Linked DNA regions of Homo sapiens: regions 2 and 3 are each linked to region 1. The links are chromatin loops, found by intact Hi-C in ENCODE. Cell type or tissue: Caco-2. All regions are shown on one strand. Each heading gives the region's core, and the rest is flanking DNA. Links, peaks and the distances in the headings are about the cores only.

Evidence for each region. Peaks named below come from ENCODE experiments on the same cell type or tissue, not always from the same donor. Only the 100,000 strongest peaks of a DNase experiment are listed, where the experiment ranks them.
Region 2: a loop joins it to region 1, with 22 times the contacts of the local background. A loop is called at or near these places in 57 of 110 quality-filtered maps.
Region 3: a loop joins it to region 1, with 6 times the contacts of the local background. A loop is called at or near these places in 14 of 110 quality-filtered maps.

Annotation. Positions count from the first base shown.
Region 1 is chr9:32,524,488-32,529,154 of GRCh38, reverse strand. It overlaps RIGI (RNA sensor RIG-I), which reads left to right and starts at 2,959. Exons shown (of 18, transcript NM_014314.4): 1 at 2,959-3,094. The coding sequence starts at 2,989. RefSeq lists an enhancer at 2,809-3,058. In Caco-2, for the core only: a CTCF peak has its summit at 2,571 (motif pointing right); DNase peaks (open chromatin) are centred at 2,544 and 2,874; H3K4me3 peaks cover 1,455 bases.
Region 2 is chr9:32,376,142-32,380,808 of GRCh38, reverse strand. No RefSeq gene overlaps it. Among named protein-coding and RNA genes, the nearest start is that of ACO1, 6.2 kb to the left of the region's middle. In Caco-2, for the core only: CTCF peaks have their summits at 1,359 (motif pointing left) and 2,103 (motif pointing left); DNase peaks (open chromatin) are centred at 1,328 and 2,098.
Region 3 is chr9:32,423,988-32,428,654 of GRCh38, reverse strand. It overlaps ACO1 (aconitase 1), which reads right to left. Exons shown (of 21, transcript NM_002197.3): 10 at 3,990-4,106; 11 at 2,658-2,817; 12 at 1,219-1,354. Among named protein-coding and RNA genes, the nearest start is that of ACO1, 42 kb to the right of the region's middle. In Caco-2, for the core only: no CTCF peak of the experiment used is centred there; DNase peaks (open chromatin) are centred at 1,284, 1,937 and 2,254.

The DNA of each region.
Region 1 (4,667 bases), core at 1,056-3,555:
CAGGAAAAAACATTTGAAAAATTCAACACCCATGCATTATAAAAACTCAGCAAACTAGGAATAAAAGAGAACTTCATCAATCTGATAAAAGGTATCTAAGAAAAATTTACAGCTACCATATTATTTAAAGTGATTATTATTACATTGATGATTTCCCCACTGAAATTAGCAATAAAGTAATGGTGTCAACTGTCACCACTTTTATTCTATTTTCTATAGGAGGCTCTAGGAGGTACCATAATAAAGAAAGGAGGCAAAAAGCATGAAGACCGGAAAGAAAGAAGTAAAACTGGCTGGGCATGGTGGCTCATGTCTGTAATCCCAGCACTTTGAGAGGCCGAGATGGGCGATCGCTTGAGTTCAGGAGTTTGAGACCAGCCTGGGCATCAGGGCGAAACCCCATCTCTACAAAAAAATACAAAAATTAGCTGGGTGTAGTGGTGTGCACCTGTGGTCCTAGCTACTCAGGAGGCTGCAGTGGAAGGATCCTTGAGCCTGGGAGGTGGAGGCTGCAGCAGCCTGGTTGACAAAAGTGAGACCCTGTCTCAAAAAGAAAAACTATAATGAAAGGAAATAAAAGGCATAAAGATTGGAAAGGAAGAAGTTAAAGTATGTATTCACAAATGACATCATTATTTATCTAGAAAACTTAGAGGAATTTACAGAACAATTACTAGAACAAATAAGTGAAGTTAGCAATGTTGCATGTTTTAAGGTCAAAAAACAAAAATCACTTGTATTTCTTTTTTTGTGTGTGTGTGTGAGATGGAGTCTCACTCTGTCGCCCAGGCTGGAGTGCAGTGGTGCAATCTCGGCTCACCACACCCTCCGCTTCCTGGGTTCAAGCGATTCTCCTGCCTCAGCCTCCCGAGTAGATGGGATTACAGGCGCCCACCACCACGCCCGGCTATTTTTTGTATTTTTAGTAGAGATGAGGTTTCACCATGTTGGCCAGGCTGGTCTCGAACTCCTGACCTCAGGTGATCCACCCACCTCAGCCTCCCAAAGTGCTGGGATTACAGGTGTGAGCCACCACACCCAGCCAATCATTTGTATTTCTATACCGTAGCAACAGACAATTTGAAAATGAAATCTTAAAAACAATTCCATTGACAGTAGCATCAAATAACATAAAATAGTTCAGAATAGCCAGGTGTGATGGCCCGTGCCTGTAGTCCCAGCTACTCTGGATGGCTGAGGTAGGAGGATTGCTTGAGTCCAGGTGGATCCCTTGAGCCCAAGAGTTCAAGGCTGTAGCACACTATAATTGTGCCTGTGAATAGCCACTGCACTCCAGCTTGGGCAACATAGTGAGACTCCGTCTGTAAAATAAAATGAAACAAAACTAAAATACTGCTGAGAGAAATTATAGACCTAAGTAAATGAAAAGGCATACCATGCTTATGGATTAGAAGACTCAATATTGTTAAGATGTCACTTCTCCCCAAGTTTATCTGTAGGTTCAATGCAATCTTGATCAAAATCCCCATAAACTTTTTTTGGGGGAAGGAAGGGGTAATTGACAAGTTGATTCTTATTTCATATGGAAATGCACAGGGATTCAAGGTTGCAGTGACCCCTGTTTGCACCACTGCACTCCAGCCTGGGAGACAGAGTGAGACCTTGTCTCAAAAAAGAAATTAAAAAAAAAAAAAAAAAAGGAATGCAAAGAATCTCAAATAGCTAATATCTTCACAGTGAAAAACAAATTTGGAGAACTTAGTAGTACTTGATTTTGAGACTTAGTTGAAATCTAAAGTAACCTAGAGACAATGGTATTGTCAAAGTAGTAGGAAGTAGAATATAACAAGAGTCAGAAATAGACACATATACATTCAATGGACTTGGTTTTTTTACAAAGGTCCCAAGGCTATCCAATGCCAAAAGGAAAAGTTTTCAACAAACGGTGCTGAAACAATTAGAAATATGGAAAAAGTGAACCTGGACCCCCCATCTCACGCCACAACAAAATTATTTTGAGATAGTAATAGACCCAGAAGTAAAGGCTAAAAATATAAATCTAAAAGGAAACAATATTTTCATGACCTTGGGGTAGGCAAAGATTTATTAAAGAGGACACAAAAAACAACAAACAGAAGAAAAACCTGAAAATTGCATCAATATAAGTGTCTGCTCCTCAAAAGACACCTTTAAGAAAATGAAATGGTAAGCCACAGACTGGAAGAAGATATTTCGAATACATATATTTAACAATTTTGTATCCTGAATAAATAACTCCTGTAAATCCATAAACCAAAAAACTCCAAAGTCAGGCAAAAGATTGGAGCAGATGCTTCACAAAAGATATATGAATGACCCAGTAAGCACATGCAAATGTGCCCACCATTAATTATATGGGAAATTAAAATTAAAACCACAATAATATACCATTTCACACCGACCAAGATGGAAGTTAAAATTAAAAAAAAAAAAGAAAGGCTGACCAATGTGTCTATCTACTGGAGCTCTCCTACTGCGGGTGGGAATGTAAACTGGATGTAATCAGTCATTTTGGACAACAGGTGGCGGTTTCCTATAAAGCTAAACATAGACTTACCCTGGCACCCAGCCGACGTGGGAGAACTGGGTACACAGGTGTACACTTTACAAAACTCATCGAATTGCACACTCAGATTGTGTGCATTTTACTGTGTCTAAACGTTAGCGCTATAAAAGCAAAACAAAATATAAGATCATAAAAATAAAAGCAATTCCTAGGGGTCCTCTCCGTTCCCGGGCTTCCTCGGTGCGGAGGGAAACGAAACTAGCCCGAGGCAAAACAGCCTCCGCGAACCCCGCCCGCCGCTAGTTGCACTTTCGATTTTCCCTTTAGTTATTAAAGTTCCTATGCAGCTCCGCCTCGCGTCCGGCCTCATTTCCTCGGAAAATCCCTGCTTTCCCCGCTCGCCACGCCCTCCTCCTACCCGGCTTTAAAGCTAGTGAGGCACAGCCTGCGGGGAACGTAGCTAGCTGCAAGCAGAGGCCGGCATGACCACCGAGCAGCGACGCAGCCTGCAAGCCTTCCAGGATTATATCCGGAAGACCCTGGACCCTACCTACATCCTGAGCTACATGGCCCCCTGGTTTAGGGAGGGTGAGTGTCTCCAGCGGCGCCTTCTCGGCGGAAAACAATTGAGGACTTGTTTTTCTCTTGCTTCGTTCCCTTCTTTTAATCAATGCAGAGAGCCTGCCAGACTCCCCAGGTTTGTGGTAAGATCTCCGCAGCATTTTAGGCTAGAGGTTGCCAGAGTTTGAGGAGCCCTCGGAGGCCTAGGTGGGGAAACTGAGTTCCAGCGAGGTGAAGTGACTTGCTTAAGGGTGCTCATCTATTTAGGTTCAAAGCTGGGGAAGAAATTTTGTTTCATTTATTTTCACTAATATTAAAGTCTACTGTGTGCTTGGCTGGGTACTGACAGAGATTGAGAAATAAGATAAGGGCTCTTCCTTAGTATACATTACAGTCCAAGGGATGGGACACAAAGGGCAGATAATTACAGTACTGAGCACAAAGTGCGGTCTGAGCTTAAAGGAAGTTGATGCTTACTCTGCCGAATCTTATTTGCACGCCTAAAGAAGTGGAAGCTGGAGAGGAGCCGGACTTTTCCAGACCGAATAGCTTTAGGCTTTAATACAGGTGTTTCCATCTAACTTCGGAGACAGGTGATCCTGGGTAATGACCATTTTGTAAATTTGTATCGAATTACTTTGTGCTGGAGATGAGCAGAGGCTTCTGGGAAAGAGGTGAAAGGAGGTGGTACTTAAAAGATATCGATGAGGCCGGGCGTGGTCCCTCACGCTGTAATCCCAGCTGTAGAGCACCCGATGCTGTTGCTGTTCGGGGTGCCACTATGTAACCCGCACGGACCTAGGGGACTGAACAAAGAGGGGCGAACGCGGGAATAAAAGACAAGAGACAAAAGAGTATATCTGGAAGAAGGGGTCAGGGGGCACCTTGCCTCTAGTGGACAAGGGCCCTGAGCTTTACACAGCCCTTCTTATTAGGCAAAAGAGATAGCGAGAAGGGGAGGTGCTTGTTGGCTGGCTGCTTGATTCACAGCAGGCTTGCAAGACTGCATTCTTTGAACAATAGGTGCTAGATTTCTCAATAAATAATTTCAAGGAGCCTGGCGCCAGGGAGTGAGGCGCTCAGCAAACCATTTGGTGGCAAGGCAGTGTGAGTTTGCCCAGGTGCTGCATTCATGATAAACAGTTTGCTGTTTGATCATATAGCCTCCAGCGGAATGCTGAGTTGGTCACATCCCAAGGGCCTTCGGCTCCCTGCAGCCAGCACTTTGGGAGGCCTAGGCGGGTGGATCACAAGGTCAGGAGTTCGAGACCAGCTTGGCCAATATGGTGAAACCCCGTCTCTACCGAAAAATACAAAATTAGCCAGGCGTAGTGGTGCACTCCTGTAGTCCCAGCTACTCAGGAGGCTGAGGAATGAAAATCGCTTGAACCAGGGAGGCAGAGGTTATGGTGAGATCGCACCACTGCACTCAGCCTGGGTGACATCGTGAGACTCTTGTCTCCAAAAAAAAAAAAAAAAAAAAAAAAAAAACCGAAAAACAAAAAAAAGTCGATGAGAGGGGGCCTGGGAATCCTAAAAGTCTCCAAGTGCCAGTCTTTCCTGATGTTATTGCAGTTTTTGGAAATGGCGTTAAGACCGG
Region 2 (4,667 bases), core at 1,125-3,624, 150 kb after region 1:
ATAGCCAACTGCTCTCCCCTGATGCCCTCTTCTCACCACACCTGCTATACGCTTAATTTGCATGCTCTCTTAATTACTGCCTAAGGGCCTGATCCCTGAACTGCCTTCCCAGGGAACAAGAATCCTCTGGGCAGCTGCTTACAGTTAAGCACCATTCCTCTCAATATAGCTAATAATAAAAATCTTCACAACCGCCTGTTGATGCTGGTAACATTGTTATTGCCATAGTTTCACAGATGAGGAAACTGAGATTCAGAGTAGTTACACAGAATGCTTCAGTCATGAAACTTAAAGGGTGATCCTGGGGTTTTAGAGAAGGCTGGCCTCACTCCATAGCTTGTGCTTTTAAGCATTATGCAACAAAATCATCAGATACCCTGAAGCTGTAAATTATTTGTTCTTTGCAGAAGAGGGACTTAAATGTTCTAGAGAAAAGATTTGTTCTATCACCATATAGGCTGGAATTCCTTATTCACGTATTTCCAGGGCTTGTTCTCCCTGATGATAGCACAGAGATCCCTGCTGCAGCCATGTAATGTAGGGACACCTGGGTAAAGAGAGTCCTCATTCTGGGGGATGGAGGTGTTGGAAATCAGGGGCAGCTTGAGTATGAATTCCAGGATTGGTACATAATTCCTAGGTGTCTAGTACCATCTTTCACATGTGTTAATTTGCTGGATACTTTTTGAGTACTTTGTGTTATATATTTTTCAGAAGGGAGAGGGAAGTACTCTGCAGGATTGGTCCTTTAAATTATTTAGGTATACACAAAATAAAACATTTTTTTCAAGAAAATAATTTGGTAATGTTGACAAATGAGAGTAAAAATAAAAATTTGTCACTAATTTGACTCATTTCTAATTCCAGTTTATGATGAGATTACTTCCACATGTCAGTTTAAGTGCTTTTTAAATTTTCTTCTTGAGACAGGATTTTTCTCTGTTGCCCAGGCTGGAGTGCAGTGGCAGGATCACGGCTCAATGCAGCCTCGACCTCCTGGGCTCAAGCAATCCTCCTACCTCAGCCTCCTGAGTAGCTGGGACCAAAGGTGTGTGCCACCACACTCAGCTAATTTTAAAATTTTTTATAGAGGTGGGATCTCCTCATGTTGCCCAGGCTGGTCTCAAACTTCTGAGCTCAAGCAATCCTCCTGCCTCGACCTCCCAAAGTGCTGGGATTACAGGTGTGAACCACTGTGCCTGGCTCTAAGTGCTTTTTAAAATGGAAAATCCTCTTTCCCTCCTCCCTTGCCCCATCCTTGGTGGGAGGAAACAGCAAACATTTCGTCTGTTCCAAGTTCATCCTTCAAAGTACCATGCAGATTAACTTAACCAGATGATGGTGAGCTACTGCCCTCTGTTGATGAGTGTGTGGTAAACACATTGTCAAACAGAAAAAGCTGAGAGGATGGTTAGCATTAAGAGAAAAAACAATTGGGCGACAGAGTGAGAACTTGTCTCAAAGAGAGACGGAGAATAAGTATTAAGAAGACATAAATGGATTAAGAAAGCTACCTTTTGTTCCTTAATTTCACATTTACTGACTGTCCTAGAAGTTAGAGAGCAGAAACTTAATCAGTCCACAAACTGGCTCTGCTAAGAGCTTGGTGTGATGAGTCCAAAAATGACTATGATTAATTCTTACTCTGAGGGACCTGAGAACTTATTGTTTTATTATTTTCCCACAGCTTTACTGATATTATTTTAATGTTTGCCCACGATAGTACAGCATTCATCTTTCACATATCAAAATCTAATGTTAATTGTTATTTTTTATCTTTTTTTCCCCAGATAATTCCAGGTTCTTACAACCTTCTAACTTCATGTACCCTCCTTTTGATTTCTATGCCATTGTTATCTTGTATTTTATAGTCACACATTGTAACTCTTGAAGGCATTATTATTTCTGTTTATAGGGTCAATATTTGTTTAGATTCAAGCATACTTTTACCATTTTTGTTGACTGCTTCTTAGTAGTTCCTCTCCTCCCTTCTCCCATACTTGGTGGGAGGAAACGACAACAGACGACACAGAAAGATACATTTGTCTGTTACAAGTCCATCCTTGAAAGTACCATGCAGGCTAACTAAACCAATGATGGTGAGCTACTGCCCTCTGTTGATGAGTATGTGGCAAACACATTGCTAGCCGTAAAAAGCTGAGAGGATGGTTAGCATTAGGAGAATCAATAATTGGGTGACAGAGAGTGAGACCTTGTCTCAAGAAAAGACAGAATAAGTATTAAGAAGAAAACATTTTCTACTGGTGATAAATATTCTCAGGCTTCATTTGTTGTGAAATGTCTTTATTTTACTGTCTTTATTTTTTATTTATTTATTTTTGAGACGAGTCTCGCTCTGTTGCCCAGGCAAAAGAGTGCAATCTGGGCTAACTGCAACCTCTGCCTCTGGGTTCAAGTGATTCTCGTGCCTCAGCCTCCCGAGTAGCTGGGACCATCGGCGCCCACCACCATGCCCAACTAATTTTTGTATTTTTAGTGGAGACGGGGTTTCACCGTGTTGGCCAGGCTGTCTCGAACTCCTGACCTCAGGTGATCCACCTGCCTCGGCCTCCCAAAGTGCTAGGGCCCTCACTCTGTCACCCAGGCTGTAAGGCAGTGGCACGAACACAGTCCATTGCCACCTTGACTTCCCAGGGTCAGGCAATCCTTCCACCTCAGCCTCCTGAATAGCTGGGACTACAGGCATGCACTACCATGCCTGAATAATTTTTAATTTTTTTTATAGAGACAGGGTCTTACTATATTGTCCAGGCTGGTCTGGAACTCCTGAGCTCAAGCGATCCTCCGGCCTCAGCCTCCTAGAGTGCTGGGATTATAGGCATGAGCCACCGTGCCCAGCCTACTGTCTTTGTTGAATAACATTTTTTCTGGATATTAAATATTGGATTGGCAGTTATTTTTTTCCAGCATTTAAAAGTATCAGTCCAGGCCAGTCACGGTGGCTCATGTGTATAATCCCAGCACTTTGGGAAGCTGAGGTGGGAAGATCACTTGAGCCCAGGAGTTCCAGGCAAGCCTGGGCAACATGGTGAGACTCTATCTCTAAAAATTTTTTTTAAAAAATTAGCCAGGCGTGGTGGGATGTGCACAGTCTCAGCTACTCAGGAGGCTGAGGTGAGAGAATCTCTTGAACCTAGAAGATCGAGGCTGCAGTGATCCCTGTTCTTGCTTGCCACTTGCACTCCGCCTGAGTGACAGAATGAGACTCTACCTGAAAAAAACAACAACAAAAAAATCAAGCCATGTCTTCTGGCTTTGCTAGCTTTTGTTGGAAAGTTCATTGTCAGTCTAAATCTTCCTGTTCTCAAAGTAATGTTTCTTTTCTCTGGCTACTTTTACAATCTTCTATTGTCTTTTGTTTTCACCAGTTTGAGTTTTCTATACTTTTATTCTTTTCTGAGATTCATAGGACTTTCTGAATCTATAGCTTAATGTATTTCAGCATTGTTGCAAAAAAATTAATTATTGTCTTTTAAATGTTGCTTCTGTCCTATTCTCTGTCTCTTTTCCTTTTGGAATTATAATTTCACATATGTTAGACTGTCTTACTATAACCTTTATGTCTCCTATGTTTTCCATTCTTTAGTCTCTGTCATTCATTCTGGGTATTTCTTGTTGACATGTCTTTTTGTTACTATAAAAGCAGTGGATTCTCCAATCTCACTTTTCCTCATCTACAAAGCAGATTCACTATGCTAAGCATTCCATCTGGGCCCCTGCCTATTTCGTCTGTGGGATTTAGTGGCAAGGGGAACTAATGCAATCTTATTTTCATGCTACTTGTTACGCATGTAGTGAAGTACTTTATCTCTGACCCAAGAGCCTCATGTCTTCTGCCAACATCCATGAAGCAATAACAGGCTAAGTTACTAGCTTGTATATAGGGTAAAATCCCAGACCCTGACAGTTTGGGTGACAAGATAGGGTGCTGGCTGAGGTGTGCCTTTCTGGAAGACCCCATGGGCTGTGTTAGTAGGACCCAGTAGCAAATGCCCTCACCAAAGTGGGGAGCAAGGGGGAAAGTACATTTCTCTCACTCTCCTGCCTGTTAATGAATGTTTACAGGCTAAGCAAGAGGCAAGGTTGAAACAATCTTCCCAAATGGTACTTTGATTGTGCTCACTCTCCTCAGGAACAGGAAGAAGGGACTTTATATGACAATTAGGCCGCAAAAGTGGGGAAGCCAAAAGTGGCTGTATCTGATTGGTCAAGGAGTCCCCCCAAAGCTTAAATAATGATGTCATCTGTAAGTAGATACAGCTTCAGGTGGACCAAAGCCAGATGTTCACTTGAATGAGCCCAACCTGCTGGTAGCTGCTTGAAATGGAAAGCTGATGCAAACTGGCTTACTGGCCTGAAACTGCTCTTTCCCTCTGCACTTCCTGACCCTTCCTTTCCCCTGTACCCCAGCCTCAACTGCTTTAAGGAAAATGCTGAGTATGCGGGGGAACTGAAAGGAGGGGAGGAACTCAAATATTTTTAGCTCTGTTGAATATAGGTGCCCAAGTCATAATCCTTCCCAGTCTCATGAATGGAGAGGGTGCTGGGCACAAGGATATCTAAAGGTACTGAGGATTGTAGGGTGCAAGGGAATTTACCCTGAGCCTGGTTGGGAGAGACAAAGGATAAGAAAAGCCATCTTCTCC
Region 3 (4,667 bases), core at 1,125-3,624, 100 kb after region 1:
GTGTTAGCCAGGATGGTCTCGATCTCATGATCTCGTGATCTGCCTGCCTCAGCCTCCCAAAGTGCTGGGATTACAGGCATGAGCCACCGCGCCCAGCCATGCTGACTTTTTATTGTTCTTTTAGAGTGTACTCTTTTTGTTTATTAAAAAAAAAAGCAAACCAGTTAAGTGTAGAACAGCCTCAGGAAGGTTCTTCAGGAAGTATTCCAGGAGGCATTATTATCACAGGAGATGACAGCTCCATGGATGTTATTGCCCCTGAAGACCTTCCAGTGGGACAGATGTGGAGGTAGAAGACAGTAATACTGACAATCCTGACCCGGTGTAGGCCTAAAGTGTGTGTTTATCTCTTAGGTTTTTTTTTTTTTTTTTTGAGACAGGGTCTTGCTGTCACCCAAACTGGAGTACAGTGGCGTGATCATAGCTCACTGCAACCTCAAACTCCTGGGCTCAAGCCATCCTGCAGCCTCAGCCTCCCGAGAAGCTGGGACTACAGGCATGCACCACCATGCCTGGCTAATTGTTTTACATTTTTTTTTTTTGTAGAAACAGGGGTCCCACTATGTTGCCCTGGCTAGTTTCAAACTCCTGGCTTGAAGCAATCCTCTTGCCCTGGCCTCCCAAAGCACTGATATTACAGGTGTGAGCTACTGGGTCCAGCCTGTCTTGGTTTTTAACAAAAAAGTTTAAAAAGTAAAAAAATAAAAACTTCAAAAATAGGAAAAAACTTATGAAATAAAGATATAAAGAAAATATTTTGGAACAGCTATACAATATGTTTGTTTTAAGCTAAGTGTTTTAAGAGTCAAGAGTTTCAATAAACTTAAAAGTTTGTAAAATAAAAGTAAGCTACGGTTTACATTATTGAAGAAAGAAACTTTTTTTTATTAAGTTAGTGTGGCCTAAGTGTCCAGTGTTTATAAAGTCAACAGTAGTGTGTGGTAATGTCCTAGGCCTTCACATTCACTCTCCACTCATTCACTGACTCAACCAAAGCAACTTCCAGTCCTGCAAACTCCATTCATGGTAGGTGCCCTAGAGGGCAAGAGGGCTCTCTTTAGATGGAATGTAAGGGTTTAAGTCTAACTACCAACTGATAAACGACTATGCAATTAGATATCATCAGATAATCTCACATCTGTTACAAGGTGACACAGCAAGATACATGAGGGATACAATTCAACAAAAGCAATGGTGCAAAAGAAAACTCTCCCTCACCCAAGCTGAGACAGATAAGGCATGACTCCGCTTTCTTGTAGGTAGTAGGTGACCACGCCACTCCCAGGAGACAGGCTAGTTTTGATGTAAGGCATCACGTTCAGGCCAGCATCCACAGCTTTCTTTGCTAACAATCCTGTGAAATGGTAAACACAGATGCAGTGTGGGAGGCTGCCTGCTCTAGGTGCCAGGCACACTTCAGAAAAGAGCCTGATTTTCTTCAGTCTGCATTTCCTGCCACCACCTGACCACGCTCCCTTCATGTTGGCGCTATCTGCTGTTTCTGCTGCCAAACAGAAATCTAAAGGCTCCCTGGCCAACGGTCATTTAGATATATGCAGTAAACTCAAAGCTAGGCAAGGAAATGAAGAAAGAGATTTGCTTACTTTTTTTTTAAAGAGATAAATGTAAAACCATTTAGGAATATATTACAAAATGAGTTTTTAATTTTTTTTTTAGAGGGAAAATCATCTTTCTAATTATGTTTTATTTGGATGAAAATCATCATTGAAGGAGCCCTTTCTGAAACTATATCAGCTGTGTGCTGGCTGGCAAGGAACGGTCAGCCAAGAAGTAAAAATCGAGTGTTCAGATATATCTTGAAGTGGAGGATCTGCTGGACTTTGGCAGATACAGAGACTGCTACTGGAACACTGGGTGCTCTGTCTTAGGAAGTATCACAGAAGTAGCAAAAACATGAGCAGTGGGGGTGGGGACATGAGGGGACAAAAAGCCACAGACAAGCTGGTAACTTGTCTACAGAAGACTGGTTTGCTCCAGACCAGACAAGGAAAGCTTAGGTGGCAATACACGGACTCAGGCAAAGAAGGCTTTCCTAATGCCCGTGTCTGCTTCATAGAAAGGAACTGCTGACACTGTCTGGTCTGTGGATGGATATAAGAGGAGCTTTGGGGATGACTAAAAACTTGGAAACTAAAGAGACCTTATAGTAGGGAAACCACATATGTAAATATTAACAACTCAACCAGAATTGCGAAACAGGCCAGTGGCCCCAGGTTTTATCAGCCAGTGCCCTGTGCCCTCACTGAGAAACACCTCCCAGCATTCACGTCAGAACTCAATCCTGCTGCTCAGGGGTTTCACGGAGAACAAAGTCTGTGGTAACACTTTATTTTTCTTCCAAAGTCTGACACAAGAATGTAGGCTTTCCCAGAAATCCAGCTTCCTTTGCTTTCCTCTACTTATTTTCTGTGTTAATTCTCAAGAGAGACTATTATGCAGTGTGCATTCGATTTTAAAAACTTTGCTTTGGATACTATTTATTGTGTAGATATTTATGGGCCAATAAATATCTGTATCTGGAAAAGACGAGGTTCAGGGAACTACATGTACAACTCCGCCAAGGCCCTGGGCCCTGTCTCGGGCTATTTCCACCTACACACATGTATGACCATGAGGATGGAGTCAAATGCACTTACCTGCCCCTAACATCACAGACGGATTACTGGTGTTTGTGCAGCTAGTAATGGCAGCAATGACCACAGAACCATGAGCAAGGGTGAATTCAGTGTTATCATAGATAAAGGTCTTATGGTCATTATGATGTTCAGGAGCAACTTGGAATCCTTTAAATCCTTGCTAAAGGAAGAAAAAATGTATATTATATAGGAATATATTTATATAAGATATACATGTATCTGGCTAGAGGAAAATACATACATATAGTCAACAGTTCTCACTTGAGAAGAAGGAATACTTTGGTAACTATAATTTTAAAGGCCAATTCTTAACAAAAGCATAAGTATCTCTGCAAGTAAACTCTGAAATGCTACAGAAAAATTACTCGTTTGAAATCTTTACAAAAAGCAGTCATGATATCTGAGTCTTACTCTGCACTGAAATTAGTAACAATTACTTCCTTCCCACCTCAAAAATGTAAATGCTAAAACTACAAATTTAAAGTTAGTCTAAATTGAACTCAATGACATTATTGTACAGTTTAATGGATATGGACTGATTAAGACTATGGATTCTAACCTTATGGAAATTTAGAAAAAGGCGCTATTTTGACCAGACTCAATTAATCATGATCAACAACGCAAACAAAGTACAGCTGAATATTTGGCATAATACTGGTGTCTCACAGATAAAATCCATCATACATCTTAATCATTCTTTTGGGAAATGTTCATTGAAAATCTACCGCATGTAAGATACTGTGCTAGGTACCTTGCGGGCTCCCAAGGTGATTCAGACACAAATCCTATTCTCACACGTACAGTCTAGCAACAGAAATCATACATGCAAATAAAGTACCAACAATGTAAGTTAAAGAATATGGAATGCTATCGAAGTATTTCAGCCCAAGCACCATGAAGTGTCCAATAAGGGAAAGGGGACTTTCTGCTATGAGATTCTGAGAACCCAATGCAGAGTAGCTGGTATCTGAACCAAGTCTTATGGAGTTCACAGAACAGAGTAATATGAGTTGGAGAAGAGACTTTCAGGCAGGGAGGGGCATGCACAAAGGTGCAACAGCTAGAAAACCTCGGGTGAGTAAACAGTGTGGTGAGGGTCCTGTGAAAAGCAGACATGCTTAAAAAGGTGGGTTGAGTTGTGTCTATGATGGCTCTTGCCGCTTGGCTCGTGACTAATGGAGGAAGTCATTAAGGACTTCAGAAGGAAGAATAAACACCCTCAAGCTTCAGGCTACAGGAAGATTCATGTCAAGTGGGATGAAAGCCTGGACGCTGAGTAACCAGGCAAGAGGTAGAGTTGAGAGGATTCAACCTCTTCCCGCAGGCCCCTACCTTGGCTCCAAGGCAGCTCTCAAAGTCCTTTTTCATGTCGGACACAGCAACTTTGTCCTGAGGCCTTTTGGGTCCACTACAGCAAGGCACTACTGTTTTCAAATCTAATTCCACAACCTGTTGACCCCAAAGAAAAGAAATTATAGAATTTACATTATACCCACAAAGAGGAAACCCAAAGCATGTCAGAGAATTTAAAACATGACAACCATAAAAATAAGCAAATAAACTACCACATTCCAAAACAAGGAAGCCAGTGTTTCTCTTAATCCTCTTAATTAATCTTAAGTGATTAATTTCCCAAGATCATCATGGGCACTTAAGTAGCAGGAGACAGGCAGGCAGCCTTGCCACCTCTCAGAAAGAACAGGGTGGGTGCTGCAGATGCTCAGTGTCCTCCACTCGCCCATCCTTGGAGGCAGCTCATCGCGTTTTATATGGCTAAGTTAGGCCGAAGGTGGGTTTTCTATTGAAATCATACATAAACCATTACACTTCTAAGGTGATTTCGGAGGGATGCAGCCGTTAAGTTATCAACACCAGGAAACGGGCCTTAGTCTAACTGAACATTTCCCCTCCTCAATGTATTAAGAAACCAAACATGGGTCGCAGGGCTAGTTTACCTTGTTGTCTAGAAAAACGTGGATTCAGTTTACTGACATGTTTGTACCTTCACTT